Linked DNA regions of Homo sapiens: region 1 is linked to region 2. Evidence: chromatin loops called from intact Hi-C (ENCODE). Cell type or tissue: mucosa of descending colon. All regions are shown on one strand. Each heading gives the region's core, and the rest is flanking DNA. Links, peaks and the distances in the headings are about the cores only.

Region 1 (8,533 bases), core at 2,428-4,927, 49 kb after region 2:
AATTAACACCATCGATAACTCTATGTTCTGGAGACAGGCACCACTAACATTTTGAATATTCCATTCCAATCTTTTTCTTATGGATATATACATATTTTAAGTCAAGCTCATATCCTACATATATAGACATATATTTTCCTCTATTGGCGTTACATTTTTTGTTGTAAGAACAAAAATTTTAAGAAATATTCTAAAGACCTCTTTTTTTGGAAGAGTGTATTAATCTTGTGGCAATAAACAGTTCCAGCTCATCCACTGATTAGACGAATGCAAGAAGTTGCTTTCTAGGAGCAAGCCTTCACATTGAAAATGATTTTGAATAGTGACATTGAGTGTAGAGGTACCAAGATGCTGTAGAAAAATGGTTTGACAGGATATTTTGCAAAACGTTTTTCTCTTTCAACATTCCTTTCCTTTCTTTCATAAATGTATTTGTTTTTCAACACAGGTATATAGTCAAAGGCTGCATACTGGCTAACGATTAACCAGCTGCTCTGATTATTTGCCAAGCTAATGTTGTACGGGAATATTGCACGTTGAATGATAAAAACCTTGGATACTGCACATTAAGTCTGGTACAACATGTATTCTAAATGTCCCCCATTTGACTGGGAAAGTCTAGTACATTTTAAGGATGGTTTATTTTTGTTTGCATTTAATTCAAAGGCTGAAACAGCACACCATCTTTTCTAAGTGCACAAATGGCTCCAGCATCGTAACTTACCTATGAAAATTAGGGGGATTTTTTGTTTTTTGTTTTTTGTTTTTTTTGAGACAGTGTCTCGCTTTGTCACCCAGGCTGAAGGGCAGTAACACCATCATAGCTCCCTTCAGTGTCAACCTCCCAGGCTCAAGCAATCCTCCTATCTTAGCCTCTTGAGTAGCTAGGACCATAGGAGTGAGCCACCATTTGATTAAGACACCAAATTAAAATTCTAAAGTACTGTGACCCTTCCTGGGCACTCAAATTATAGAAAAGATTTTTGAGGCAAAGCAATGGCTCTTCATGAAATAGGTCCTATCTATAGCATTATAAAAGTATTTCAGAAGATGGTTTAAGTCAAATATGTGGTATAGATTATTCTCATTAAAAAGCATTCATATAAGACTATGTTTTGCAGGCCCTTGAAAAAATTTCATTGGTTATCAGTTACAACATAATAGGTCAATTTTTTTTAGAAAAGGCAATTGAGATGCTCATGGTTAGATTTGCTCCGACCCACCCAGCAACACAATGGCAGATTGAAAGTCCTGGTTCTTTAATTCCCGGGCCTGGTTCTAATGCTGCTGGATCACAAGGTCTTTATAATAGAGCTTATAAAAGCACATTTTATGTGAGGCGACTGGTTAGAGAAAATATGACCTTTCAAATTATATCACCATTTTCCACATAAAAGCCTCAGCCAACCTCCTAATTTATGCGACCTTTGGAAACCATAAAATCACTTCCCAGGGAGAGTTGATGTTGATTTGATTAGGGCCGCTCTTCTTGACCCAGAGTGGGTAGGAGCCAGCCACCCAGGGAACAGCCCAGGGAACATCAAAATTCACTCAGCCCAGGGAGAAATCTGCAGTCTAAGGAAGTCATTTGAACCCAGTAATGCACTTGCTAGAGACAGCTAGTTACTCTAGCTAAAGGTTTAATCTTTATCTCCTCAATTGAAAACCTAAGAAAACCTTTAGATTTGCCAAATGCTTGAAGAGGAATATTTCACAGATGTTAAGGAATACAGGACTCTACAAATAGAAATGCTAAGAGTATGTATGCATAGAAATTAAAGTCATCAGAAAAGGAAATGCTGCCTGATTGAAAACTCAAACATTTAATAGAATTTCTGTTTATTAATAAAGCAGTTTTACTTTAGAACTTGATGAATGACTAAGTGAAACAGAGGAAAGAGCAAAGGACTTGACAAAGTGCTGTTTAATACCTTTAAAATATATCCTGTTTTTTAATATAAAGTCATTTTTATAGTATATCTGCCTTATGGGAAATCCCAAAGAATTGGATAATAAAAGATACAACTAAGATTTGTTGGATTTTATATTCACTACTTTTCGTAATGTACAGATGTAGGTACCTGGGTGAAATTCTACTTATATATATAGGATAAAAGTAGGATATATATATATGTGTGTGTGTGTGTGTGTGTGTATATATACTAAAAGTGTGTGTGTGTATATATATATATATATACACACACACACACACAGACACATATATATATCCTACTTTTATTCACAAAACATAATAGTAGCATTTTCCCCATGTGATTACAAATACTATGAGAATATCATCATAAACTGCTGAATAATGTTCCAACATATAAAAGTGCTACAACTTATTGAACTATTTCATTATTGATGAACTTTAGAGTTTTCAATTGTTTTGTATCATAACTAACAATCCATTAAACATTTTTGTGGATAAAAGGTTTTCGTGTGTTTCAGCTTGTTGTGTGGAATAGATGAATTTATAATGTGTTAAATCACATTTCCTTTTTGAAGATGAGTATCACCAACAGCCTTTCTATTTTTCTCCAGGTATATTACAGCCTTCTTTTTGCAATTATAATCATTGAATTTGGACTATGAATCAAAGAACCAGGTTCAATGCTGTATTTTTACCTGCATGCCTCTGACATTCCATAGATTTCTTGGATAATAATTACTCTCCCTTTAACAACACCATAAGTCCACTTAATCTATGAATTTGAACCTTGAACAAGAGATAACTGAAGAATTATGTAAGAAAGAAACAGAAGAAGTGATGTTCTCAAGCTCTGGAGATTTTCAGGCAGCTTTGAAAATCTTTTTTATCTTATGTTTTATTCCCATAAAACTTAAAATCCTACTGGGGCATTAAGGTAGTAGCGGAGGGGTAGTTTTTCAAGATGTTCTTGTACAGCTTCCTTCTAGAAATATCTAGAGTTCTCCAAACTACGTTTGAAAACTCACTAATTTAAGACTTGTAACTTTGCAGATGGACTTTCTTACCTGGGAGAACAAATTGTTCTTTTCTGCTTCAAGGAAATTTTAAAATGCTAAGTAAGGCTTGCTATCCTCAGAGGCAACATTGGCATCCTGAAACAATTTTGGCCATCTGATTCCTGAGGGTTTGGCCAACAGCTGTGCCCAAAATGGATAATTGTGCCTGGTTAAGTTTAGTCCTCTCTGACATCACACATCACAGAGGAAATCAGCCCCACACATTTTTCTTCAAGGAGAGAAGAGAATTCATACAGATGATTCAGAATCAAGGAATGAAAATGACAACAAGCATGCAAATGTCACACTGAAAACAAAAATCCCTCCTAGTTCATTGGCTAAAGAGACAGTAGAAACATCCTGGGTGGAACTGAGAGCTGTGACTCTTGTGCTCGGTGGCCTGGAGCCATTCACAGCACCATCGGGAAGTGAAGGCAGGGAGCAGTGCAAGGCCCGTTGTGTCTGTTTACCGAGTTCTGTAGGCCTTACCAACTATCATGTAGTAGTCTTTTTATGGAAACTAGATAAACAACATGCGTCACCATGGCTATTTCCCTTTATCAGAGAAGTGGAAGAAAGACTTCTACAAACTGTAGATATCATGGAAGTGTGTGGGCCTTTCCAAGCTATTATTGCACAAAATCAGAAAGAAATTGAAATGTTTTCTGCCAACGACTGATTATTTTTATCCAAGTCAGACAGAAAAATATTTCTAAACATATAGATGTTTACCAGCTGTTCCCAGAGGCATTCATGTGACTGCAACATCCTTTCTATCAGCCCTTTAGGTTTGGAGTTTTCCATGCCAAAGAGACTGAACATCTTCTGCATTTTAACCCCAGCTCAGAGACACTTCCAGGAATTCCAGTCCTCCAAGATTTCAATGTCTTTATTCCTGTTCTACACTTCAGTTTTGTGCTGAAAGCATCTAAAGGAAGAAGAATGAGGGAGGAGGAATTCTGCCTTTTTTTTTCAAAATTTGTATCACTCATTTTTTTTTCTTTTTTTTATTATACTTTAAGTTCTGGGGTACATGTGCAGAACGTACGGTTTTGTTACATAGGCATACACGTGCCATGGTGGTTTGCTGCACCCATCAACCCGTCACCTGCATTAGGTATTTCTCCTAATGTTATCCCTCCCATAGCCCCCCAGCCCCCAACAGACCCCTGTGTGTGATGGTCCCTGCCCTGTGTCCATGTGTTCTCATTGTTCAACTCCCACTTATCAGTGAGAACATGCGGTGTTTGGTTTTCTGTTCTTGTGATAGTTCGCTGAGAATGATGGTTTCCAGCTTCATCCATGTCCCTGCAAAGGACATGAACTCATCCTTTTTTATGACTGCATAGTATTCCATGGTATATATGTGCCACATTTTCTTTATCCAGTCTATTGCCCTCTCTTTAATCCACGGTCTTCTCACCTTTGTTTATCAACATTTGTTGACTGATGAGTTGATGTCTCAGTTTTACCTTCACCTTGCACTCACTGTGTTTCAGTGGATCCTTACCTTCTTTCTCTTCTCTTCTTTGTGACCTCAAGTTATTTATCAGGATCTTTCCTTGAGGGACTTGGGGTATGTAGCACATAATGTGGAAGCAGCGAGGGCCCATTTATCTGTTCAGTTACACTTATCTGACTATTATATTTAATTTATAGGGCATTGTCTGGCTCATAAAACTTTTAGAAGTCCAGCCTTCCCTCTCTTTCTCTTCCTGTTCCACCCTGCTGACTTCTTACACTGGTACATTTGTTTGTTTGTGCTCCCAGAGAAGACCCCTATGATTTCTCCCCACTTCTCCAATTGCTCCAGACTCTGACAAGGTTAAATTGTTGGCCTGAGAACATGTTCTCAAGAGGCACCCATGATTGTTGTCCTAATGCCTAATTAAGAAGGGTGGAGAAAATTCAACAGCAGGACCACAGTGTCATCATGGGAAGGGAGGAAATCAGATCAGTTTGCATAAGGGATATCTGCACTCACATGTTCATTGCAGCACTATTCACAACACCCAAAATATGAAACCAACCTGAGTGCCCATCAACAGATGAATGGATATGTGGTGTGTACACACAATGAAATACTATTCAGCTGTTAAAAAGAGGGAAGTCCTGTCATGTGCCACAACATGGAAGAACCTGAAGGACATGACGCTGAGTGAAATAAGAAGCACAGAAAGGCATATAACTGCACAATTTCATTTATATGTGCAATCTAGGAAAGTCAAACTCACAGAAGCAAAGAGTGGAACAGTGGTTACCAGCAGCAAGTTGAAGTAGGGTGGACAGGTGGGGTTGGCATGGGGAGATGTTGTCTGAGGATATAAGATTTTAGTTAAGTAGAAGGAATAAATTCAGAAGATTTATTGTACATCATGAGGGTTATAGTTAATAATAATGCATTGTACACTTGAAAATCGCTAAGGGAATAGATTTTAAGTGTTCCCATCACAAAAAATGATAAGTATGTGCAATAATAAATATGTTAATTAGCTTGACTTAGTCATTCCACAACGTGTGTGTGTGTGTATATATATATATATAAATATCATGCTGTATACCATAAATATATACAATTTTTATTTGTTGATTAAAAACATTTAAATTTAAATTTCAATAAATGGAAAGGGAAATGGGTTTGGAGTCACTCAGAACTGGATCAGATTCCTGGCTGCACAATTTACATGGACAAGTCCTTTAACCTTGATGAATGTCCACTTTCTCATCTTTAAAATTCACCTAATAATACCTCAAGAAATTTCTGGAAATATGAAATAAACTAATGTATGTGAAATGATTGGCAGATGATAGATGATCAGTATCAGGGTCAGTTTCCACCTCTCTGCCCCTCAGTTTCAATCCTTCTTCCCTGTCTTCTGCCCAGGGCTCTTTCATTCTATATCTGATACACAGACAAAATACAATAAATAGTTATTGACTGGGTGAACTTGTGTAAAGATGCTGGTGAGTAGACCATGTTTGCAAATGTGTAGAGTAATATCACCCTTTTGGCCAACCCAAATTCTTGCTTTGCATAGGGACTTCCTTAGCTCTCCAGAATTCCCAGATAGATAACAAGAGGGATACAGGTGAGATGGATATTATTATTGTTGTTTTATGTGCATCAGTATGTATAACTCTGCATGTAGATATTTATACTGGATGGATTTATATAAATTTTCTATTTTTGTGCAAGAGTTTCCTACATTCTACTTTTCTGGATTATGAGGAAATCTTTGAATAGAGTGGGCTTTGCCAACCTCTCCGTCCAAATTCCTGCCTTCTCTTTTCTCTTCCAGCATTCCCATGCCTTCTATATTATGGGTTAAATAATTCAAAAGTGCTCTACCTCCTTGGTGCCTTTGCACAATCATTTCTTCCATTAGACTCATCCTTCCCTTAATCTACCATGTATTAACTTGTCCTTTAGCTCAACCATTACTTCTGAGAAGACTCTCCTAACACCACCTCCTCTTTTCTCATAGTTGTCTAGACTTTTCTACTCACCATATTTTCCATTTTATTATTGGTTTAGTTTCTGTCTGTTTCCTCCCCTAGATTTTCATCCCATGAGAGCTGGGTCAGCAATTTTTCTTGCTTTCTTCTGTGTTTCTATAGTACCCCATAATTCCTGGCACATAGTAGGTGCTTTAAAAGTATTTGTTGAAGGAATGAATGAAGAGGTGAAAGCACTTCACAAATTCACATTTGCTTCTCTTCAAGTAATGCTCTTGTAAGTAGAAAATGGTTGGGTATATTTCCAACAAGGTCATTTTATATAATTTGGCAAACCTGAAAATGATTTTATGTCCGTCTGAGTCCCCAGCACTTAACTCAATATTGTTTTTAAAAAGTTTCTCATAATAAAATACAGCTAAATTTTCAGTGGGTATATAGAGGAAATACAGGAAGAAATACCACTTTTAAACAGGCAAGCTTCATGGGCCATTCACATCTAATGTGCAGCAGAAGCAATTCTATGAATTGTTTCCAATTCCATTATTATACCCATGATTTTTCAATAAGGATGCAACCGCATACCTCTGATTTCCTTCTTAGAATCTTTGTGATGTTGTCGATACAGGTGCACGCCTTCAGTATGCACAACATGATTCATAGAGTGTATAACATCACAGGAGGTTTAACAAACATAAGAAGTAACTAGAGTACAGTTGCTTGACTTGTGTTGCTAGGTTACTATCTAGTAATCCTCTTGCTTATCTTGGGCTTCTGGTATTTTCAATTCCATTTAGTGAGGGTTGGAGCTACTCTGATGTGTCTAGTTCTGTAATATATTAAAAGTCTAGCCAAAAAGAGGTGGCTATTCATTATAAGCGGGAGCTAAGTGTTTAAAAAAACACATGCAATGAGAGAAATAGACCAAATCATCAGGAAGGACAGTGTCAGAAAACTTTGTCTGACTTATTTTAATTCCTTTTTTTAACTATCTGACTGCATGTAAGTATTCATAAGGCTTATCTTGCCAATATAAAATATGCTAATCATGATATTAACATTTTTACTGTTAACACATATATTCTGCCCCCAAATGTCTTTTAGCACAGGTGAGAGAAAATTGGGTGAGTAACATGGTTTTCAGTAGTTCAAGTTTCCCACTCATGGATATTTAAAAATAGAATAATGGCAACATGTCTTTCCTAGAAATTCAAGAAGAATCATCTACTGACTGTCATAAAGCATGAACTATGAGTGATATACATGGGACATAAGAAATAGTTATGAACTTTTTTCTCCATTTAGGCCTAACAGAGCTGAAGAAGATAAAGAAAAATGAAAAGACAAGAAAAGAGAAAAGAAGAGAGAGAGTGAGAAAGAAGAAAGAAAAAAAGAAAGAAAAGAAAGAAGGAAGGAAGGACAGAAAGAAAAAAGGAAGAAAGAGAAGAGAGAAGAAAGAGAAAAGAAAAGGAAGAAAGAAAAAGAAAAGAAACTCTCAATAAATGAGAAGGGTCATTCATCCATTGAGGCAGGCAGGAAGTCACTATATATATTTTACACAGGTAATAAATGGCAGGGGTATTGCTTAGGGCAGGAGGAAAAAGGAATTAAACCCATAGAAAACTGGACAAAGTGCAATACTCTAGGAGTTAGACCTCCAAATTAAATCCTTACAATAATGTTGAGCAAGTGTTTTGATACGTGTATAAGCAGAGTCCTACTGGAACACAGAAGTTCTAATGCCTCCTGGAGGACAGCAGGGAGACTTCAGAGAGGAGATAGCCCTTGAGCAGACTTTCACAGCAATTGCATATTTCCTCCACCAAAATCTCCATAAGGCACTGAACTAATCCATTGCATTGCTGAACAGAAAGTTTATGAAGGGGAATAAAATACATCTGAGACTGGACAGCCACTTGAATTATTTCTAAAGTTCACACAACTCCAAGGTAACACTAACAACCACAACAATTACTATTATTACTAACATTTATTCACAATATTTTATTTTAAATTACCTTTAGTTAAATACTAAGAATCTACAGGACTTAATGCTACAGAACAGAAACCATAAGTAGAAGGAGGCAGT
Region 2 (8,533 bases), core at 3,408-5,907:
TCCTTTGGTAAAAGCATTAGAACTTATTTTCTGTTTTATGATTTCTTTCAAGAGCCTTCGTTATTTAGAAAGCAAATGTTAGAAGAGCTGAACTTCCTCTGTGTGTGCCATAAAATCCAGTCCACATCTGTGTGCTTCTCAAGCATGTGAATCTAGCCACCATTCTGAAGGAATAGGGAAACCATTCAATAGTTGCTGTATGAAGAGGAATAAAATGCCAGTTGGAATTAGAAGGCAGTGCAGAATTCTGTTAACATTTGCAAATAATGCTGGCTTGTTTGCTTCTACTTTTGGTTTTATATATTGTTGTAGTTATTTTGTAATCTCTCCTCTTCTATTGCTCAGTTTAATTAACTGCTCATCAAATCATCTTTCGATGAGGCATATCAAAAGGTGCTGCAGGACAGCACTTTCCACTTATAACCTAGGGGAATGTAATGGACTCAGGCACTGACACTCTGAGGATTATTTAATATTAAATTGCAAATTAGAATTAAATTATGGTTATTCAATGATTGATAACTAATTAAATTCATTATAAATGAATTAATAATTATTACCAAATTAATATCAAAGTGCAAATCATCTGAGAAATCAAAACTCTAAAGAGGAAGCTTAAAGAAAAGAATGCAAACTGATTTTCTGAACTAACTCTACATGGACAGTTCCTATTAATATTTAAGGAAGAAAACACACAAAAACCAACAGTCACTCATTTCCGGAATTCCATCTTTACTAGGCCCTCTGGGCCAATTACATTTGTTTGATTAAAGTCAAATTCTGATTTAACCTTCAAGATACGTTATGCTCTGGGGGCAGCTTCACACATCCCTCCCAGCCATAACCCATTCTTAAAAAGCAAATACAGGGTGATTATGCTAAATAAATAACCTCATAAAAGAATTTTATGCTTGTGACAAAAATCATTTATTCCTAAATGGACATACATAATACATCTTCACATCATATTGTATATAAATTGTTAAATGACGTTCAAAAGGCTGAACTTAAATGAAGAAAAAAAATTAAAACATTTGGAAAAAGGAAAGATTTGTGCCAGTCAGTTTTGAACATGTACCTCTCAGAAATTAGGAATACACTTCTTATTGGTTAACTATAAATAAACCAAAAGAAAAAAGAAAAAAAAACTGGGAGTATTCTGTGTTGTGTGATTCAACTCTGTGACCCGGAAGCTGGAATCATGATTGTTTTATTAGCATGTAGGCAGCTTTTAAAACTCTTAGAGGACAGTTTGCCCTTTCAATTGCATCCCCGCTTAAAAATGACTATCAGTGACATTCCTAAAGTATATCCTTGCTTAATTGTAAGACTTGAGGGTGTCTTTAGAAGAACTCCAATCTCACAATCCAGGACTTACTTAGACTTCAGAAATGGCCCTTTTAATCTTAAGAAGGAGATTCCATAACTCTGTTGGTCTATGTTGGTAATAAGTTGTGGAAGGTTATATTTTCCAAGATGTCTGCAACAACAGCTTGTGTTCCACGTGTTCTACTACAATGTGTTTCTTACTCTTGAATCTGTGCAGGGTTATGATTTGCTGATAACAGATGGAACACAGCAAATTGATGCAACATGACTTCATGACTTCCAAGCCTAAGTCAAAAAAGCCAATGCAGCTTTCACCTTGCTCACTGGAAAGGTTGTTTTTGGAGTCTTCTCCCATCATATAAAAATTTCAACTCTCTTGAGACCACCGTGCTAGGAGGAAGCTTAAGCCACATGAAAAGACCACATGTTGGTGTTCCCATCAATTGCCCGGCTGTATTAGTGTGTTCTCATTCTGCTAAAAAAAGACACATCTGAGACTGGGTAGTTTATAAAGGAAAGAGGTTTAATTGACTCACAGTTCAGTACATGCTAGAGAGGCCTCAGGAAACTTACAATCATGGTGGAAGGGGAAGCAAACACATCCTTCTTCACATGGCAGCAGGAGAGAGAAGAATCACTTCCCAGTGAAGTGGGAAGCCCTTTATAAAACCATCAGATCTCAAAAGAACTAACTCACTATCATGAGAATAGGATGAGGAAAATGCCCCCATGATTCAATTACCTTCATCTGGTCCCTCCCACGACACATGGGGATTTGGGAAACTACAATTCAAGATGAGATTTGGGTGTGGACACAGCCAAACCATATCACCAGCTGAAGTGCCAGTCCATAGCCAGCATCAACCACAGTATACATCAATGAACAATACCATGAGATAAACCATGTTCAATAAGAATATATTAATCACATATGAAGTTTTAAATTTTCTATTAGCCATATTTTAAAAATTAAATAAAATGAGTGAAATTAATGTTGTTAATATATTTTACTTTACCCATTATATCTAAAAGAGTATTATTTCAACATATAATCAATATATGAATTATTAACAAGATAGCTTAATTTATTTTATTTGCCATACAAAGTCTTTGAAATAGTGGATGTGTGTGTGTGTGTGTGTGTGTCTGTGTATGTGTGTGTGTGTGTGTGTGTGTTTTGAACTTAGAGCACAACTCAATTCAGACTAGACACATTTCAAGCACTCAGTAGCAATGTGTGATTATTGCCTTCTCTACTGGACAGCACAGCTTTGGAAAATTCCAGCCTTCAGCCATCAAGTTCTCCTCCACTCCCACAGCAGCTATGGAGTCTTCCCAGTTAAGCACTAAACAATGTAGAGGTCTCCCCATAATCTTGACACACAAGATACAGGTTTTAAGCTGCTAAATTTTGGGATAATGATTGGCACTGATAGTGGAACCTAGATACTACTAGAAAGGTGGGTTACGAGAACAGATGTGTTTTTTGTCCTCTGTTTAAGCTTAATTATTTTTGAGAAAGATTAAATCATAGAATCTTAGAGGCCCTTAGAAAAGGTCTTAAAGAGTGTTTATTTCAACCTCCTACCTAGTGCTAATCATGTCTATATCATCCTCAGAAAATGGTCTACTCATCTTTGCTTGATCATTTACAAGTTACACCTCACAAGAAAATGTATTGAATTTTTTAGTGATTTTTACTTTTTGAAATTTTCCTTTATATTGAATTTTTAAATGGCCTTTTTATAACTTCTCTTCACCAGTGCTATTTTGGCCTCTAGAGCTACACGTCTCATCCCTCTGATGTAATAGCCTTCAGACCAGACAATAAATATATTTTCTCTGCCTATATATTACCCCACCTCAACCCCCATATTCCTTTTTCTAGGCTGAACACCCAAATTTCTTCAATTGCTCCTTGTAAGACATAGTTTTAAAAACTTTAACCACTAGACTAAACTCCCTCAGCTTTCCACTTTCTGACTCTTCATAAATCTCAAATCTTTCAATGTAATACTCAAAAGAGTATGCTCTAGATATGGCCTGGCCAATACACAGTTGAGTAGGACGGTTAGTCTTGTTCTAGATGATGTATTTTCATGAAGGTAAGAAAGATTGCTGCTCTCCAAAGGTATTTTAATGAAGCCGGGGCTCCCTCTATCTAAACACAAAGGATTGGTACTGATAGTGGATTAAGAGATAGCAGGGACTAAACAAATAGTCCCTTAGCTGCATGCAGCAATTTAGAGCCTAGGACTTAAAATTGGAAGACTGACTTTGATTTCAATTGGCAATTTACTAGATATGTGACTTCAGGAAAGTTGTTTATACTGTCTGTGTCACACTTTATTAAAAAAAAATCTTTATAGGAATATCATAAGAATATCCTAATATAGAAATGTGGCATTTTTGGCAGTCATTAAATGAACTAAATATGTATAAATGATTTGCAATCTGTAATTATACAAACATAAAATCTTTTTTAAATTACTGTCAACCTAAGAATAGATCTTGATGCTTATTTCCATATAATTTTAACTTCCTGATTTTGACTTATCATCACAGCTTGTGGAAAACTTTCTTTAAAATGTTATTTAGTCTGGTTTAGTAATTCAATAAATACTAAGCATTTATTCAGTATGACACATAGCATATTGGTTCTCCTTAGAAAGTCGATGAAAGTTTCAAAGTTCCCAGGTTATCCATCAACTGCTTACAGATCCATTGGAGTATTTTAATCAAAGGAGTAATTTGATTTTGGACTCAGGATGCTGTTCTTTGTACCTGATGATCTGGAACCCTGGGTCAGGTTGCCTAGGGCAGCAGCAGCAGTAGTCAGTAGACCTAACTCCACTTTAGGGCTGCTACAGGGAGCTACCTGTACAGCTTCCTACTCCATTCCAAAGCTCTAGCACAGTCTGAGTGAGCCAAACAATTACTACAGAATAAAAGAGCCTTTTTAATTAGTGTAGTTGTTGGATCTGGAGACTCTGGGACTCAGACTGGTGCAGGGCAGTAGGCCGTTAGGTATCTGGAACTTAATCATGGAGGAGACTGCACTCCTCTGCAAGGCTTCTAGTGGCACCAGACTCAGGAACAAGCTGTAACATTTGGACTTACTACGTCAGTCCTCAATATACTCCCACTGAAAAAGCCTAGAAGAGAGAAGCATATTTTCCATGTTCCTTCCCTTTATTTCATTTTCTTTTCTGTCTATACAATAACATTCATATAAAGTATAGCAACTTTAAACTCACTGTGAATGGCATGGCAGAGAATGGCAAGGTATTTTTCTGATATGACCTAGCATAGATATATTACAGATTTCTCCCGTCTACAAGTCATATATGCTTAGAGGGACCTTCTGGATCAGCTAGTGTGACATACTCAATTTACAGGAGAGATTGAGCTTTGGAAAATTAATTTGGCAAATTAACGGCAGCACAGACTACAATTTCCTATCTAATGAATTTTCTCTATGCTGTACGGATTAAGCAATTGAGTTAAGCTGCTGAGAAGGTCACAAATACACAAACATACATATATACACTCAGGCATACACACATTAAGTTGGAGTGTGAAAGAAACTGAGACAAACATCACTTATAATCTGATTCATGGCAGTTTCTCTTCATAAATGGAAACTGGATGGACCAGTTTTGCATTTCTGTTTTTTTTTTTTGAAAGCTGCGATGAAGTGACTGAATTGATCCACCCTCATTATGTACACCCACTCTTAGTTGCATACACTATCCTGAAACTCCATTAACATCTACTGAAATATGGGGTCTTGCACAACTCTCTATTAAGTGGCATTGAAGTTAGAATTAAGAAAGCAGAATGGGATCAACCATGCAAGGTTTCCAGAAAGGTAGATCTTTAAGATGGTAAGAGCAATACATCCATGTAGAAAAATGAGGATAACGTGAAGTTAAACAGCTTCTAAAAACATAGAAGTGGAAACAATCAAGTGGTATGAGAAAGGTAGAAAGCAAATAGTCTTGGCTGGGGCAGGGGCAGATGTATGGAAATCTGGTAGAAAGTGATGTGAAAGTGTGGCCACTGTCTCGACACCATCTAGATACGCATAATGGCATTATGCCGCTTCTACTGCTTATTGCACAGGGCGGTAATCCCAGCAGTGAAAACAATGTGGAGGCAGTTAATATTTGTAATATCATATGGGGCAGTTTCCAAAGTTAAATGCATTTCTCCCCAACATGGAGCTGGTTAGAACTAATTAACATGAAATCCATTGTACAAAAAGAGGGAGCAGAAGTGCTCACACTTCACTGAGTTTTTCATCTAAGTAATTCTGTGAAATCAAAGCAAGTACTGTACTTGAACTACTCTGTCAGGAACTATATATGCCATGCATTTATTAGCATTTCATGGTTTACCAAGCACATTCACAGATACATTGTGTTTCGTCTGACTTTCACATCAATCCTATGAGTTAGGCTATTATTATTCACAACTCACAGATGAACAAAGCCCAGCCTTGAGAAATTTGGTGAGTTGCCTGAGGTCATTCCACTTGTGGTGTCAGTGTTGGAGCTCAGACCCAGGTTCTGAATCTGAATCAAGTTATCTTTCCACTGAACCATTTCAGGGAATAATAAGGACATCTCCTTGGGCCCACCACCTTGAGTAGCCTTCTGACAGAAGGGACTTCTGTTAAGGTGTTCCTAGCTACCATAAAGAGTTGAATGTTAGACCAGAGCTGCCTTCTCTGCGGGACATTTTATAATCTGTCTGTCTGATGGCTCACATGGGCAAGTCTGCAATACACAACAGGACAATGGGTACTACGATAGAGTTTATGTATATAGAAGCTTGGAATGTCTATGACCCTCTGTGTAGCAAAATGGCAACTTGAAGAATTGTTTTAATAGGATTTATTAAAATTTTGACATTTATGCTTTCTGGGGAAGATGAGTTATGTAGACAGCAAAATGGATTTACTTTTTAATTGGCTTTTCTAAAATAATTCGTCTCATTTTGCATTTAGTCTTCAGCTGTTGCTCCGATGCCTAAAATTTTATGTTTTTACATTTTCTGAGGCAGATATTATTAAAATATTCACTGCTACTTGATATTTCAGTGCTTTAGTTTCAGTTTCATTTTTAGGAAATTGATAATATTTTCAAATTATATACCAGAGTGATTGTGTCAATGCAATTTCCTTTTTGTTTTTACTGTATTTACTTTATTCAAGATGCTTTTTGCTTTCTTTACTCAGACACACATCCTTGTGTGATTTTTTGTGTGTGCGCTTTCTAATATTTTTTTCTTGCCCAGTGGCTATTACTATTTTGCCTTGTTCAAAATTCATTCATGTCGGTTTCAAAAGAACTTCAAATATTTGTTTACATTTTACTGTATGAGGCAAGTCCTGTCATTTATCTAACAATGACCAACATTGCTCCTTTAAATGTCTCCCCAAAACAGGTCCTCCCCAGTTCTTCATTTTACCTCAAAGAATCAGAATGACAAGGAAAACTTTAGCAGGAAAAGAAAATGGTAGTCCTATAACTTTTTTAAAAACAGCAATAAATTGTATTATTGGCAGCATAAGAAAAAGTCTGTGGCTGATGACGTTAACAAAGTTGACATAGTGCCATTTGAATTGACTCTACTCCTAGACAAGCATAAGTAGTATTTACTCAGTCCCAGAAACTGTGATTCTCAGGCTGAATCTGAAAATAAAAACCCAACAGGTCTGTCCATTTTTATTTTCTTCAATCTCAGGCTGATATTTAAAACCATTGAAAGACAAAATTGGCTGTTTGATAGTAGCAGCATAGTATTATAGCTCACACACTTCTACTCAGAGAAATATGATGCCTTAAGAACAAAACTTTGACACAGAGCTTAGCTATTTAAGGTTCATAATACCCTGAATTCGTAGAGTATATTTTGGTTTACAAATATTGCTTTGAAACTGGCAGCAACCTTAAGAGGTTTGCAGAGAGCATAAACTGTTAATCCCAGTTTAGAGCAGAGAGGAGTGGAGGTCAGTCAGAAGGTCTAAATGACTCACAAAAGGGCAAACAACTAATTAGGGGAAGATCCAGGTTTCCTAATACCTAGCCCATATTATTTGTACTATTTCGGTTGAGCATTTTTAAATTTCTATGCTGTTAGAACATTTTTAGACCAATAAGAAGGACAATTTCATATGGTCTCTCAAATGTGCTTCTTGCAATGAATATTGTCATTGTTGGTAGTTTTTATGTGGGAGTATGGAGTGTGCAGTAGGAGGAAACAGGTTTGAATTTTATATAATTACTAACTAGTTTGAAAATATTTCATGACAATGTGACTTTATTTAATATTATTTTCCTTCTACATAGCAGGAGTTCAATTAATTAATTGTGATACTTATTAAAACTGTGAAGTAAATATTTCCACAGAAACTTCCAAAACTTATAAACATAATAGGGTTTAAAAATTGGGGATGAGGAAGATACATCAGTAACCCATATTATCAAATAAAATATTTAAATACTCACTTTGCACTCTAATCTTCCTGAAGACAGTTTATTTCCTTTTATATCTGAGATTCTATATTCTACTGGACTACTGGACTCTACCTCTGATTTATTTTAAAAGAAATTTTAATAGTAATCAGAATGGAAAGTCAATAACTCAAACTTATCAGAATTGAGAAAGGTTCTAGCTTAGGAAACTTGTCCCTATTCACTCAGGAAATAGAGAGCACTTAATCTAAAGGAAGATGCTTGCTCCCATTCAGGAGGGAGAAATGTTGTTCTCTGTTGCTTGAGTCTCTCCCCAGCCCAGCGCCTATCTCCTAACCCAATTGCCATCTCCAACTTCAGAGAGCAGCTTTAGTAAAACACTCTGGCTCAATATGTCATGCTCCCAGACCAGTGGGATTCACACACTCTCTTAAGGCCAGAAAGACATCTTTATTTGTGAACAACATGTTCCAGGAAGCTCCATACACCTACCATCAATAAAGCACCACACAGGACCTTGGGAGCTGGTGACTCAATGGTGTTTGTTCTGTTTTTTTTTTTTTTCATTGCTGTTTATGGAGGACCATTGTACAAGGAAAATTAAAGCTTAAAAAAGACAGTTCTGCCAATGTTACATGGGTGGAAACTGCACTATTGATTCTCATTTGCCTCATGAGTCACCCAGGATTTTTCCCTATTTCCTGTCAATGGAAATTGTCTGG

What was found. Hi-C counts contacts between places; a loop is a spot of excess contacts. Peaks named below come from ENCODE experiments on the same cell type or tissue, not always from the same donor. Only the 100,000 strongest peaks of a DNase experiment are listed, where the experiment ranks them.
Region 1: it touches region 2 in a loop (2.1-fold over the local background); 3 of 110 quality-filtered maps call a loop at or near these places.

The regions. Positions count from the first base shown.
Region 1 is chr6:81,831,039-81,839,571 of GRCh38, forward strand. No RefSeq gene overlaps it. Among named protein-coding and RNA genes, the nearest start is that of LINC01526, 21 kb to the left of the region's middle. In mucosa of descending colon, for the core only: no CTCF peak of the experiment used is centred there; a DNase peak (open chromatin) is centred at 3,403.
Region 2 is chr6:81,780,586-81,789,118 of GRCh38, forward strand. No RefSeq gene overlaps it. Among named protein-coding and RNA genes, the nearest start is that of LINC01526, 29 kb to the right of the region's middle. In mucosa of descending colon, for the core only: no CTCF peak of the experiment used is centred there; no DNase peak of the experiment used is centred there.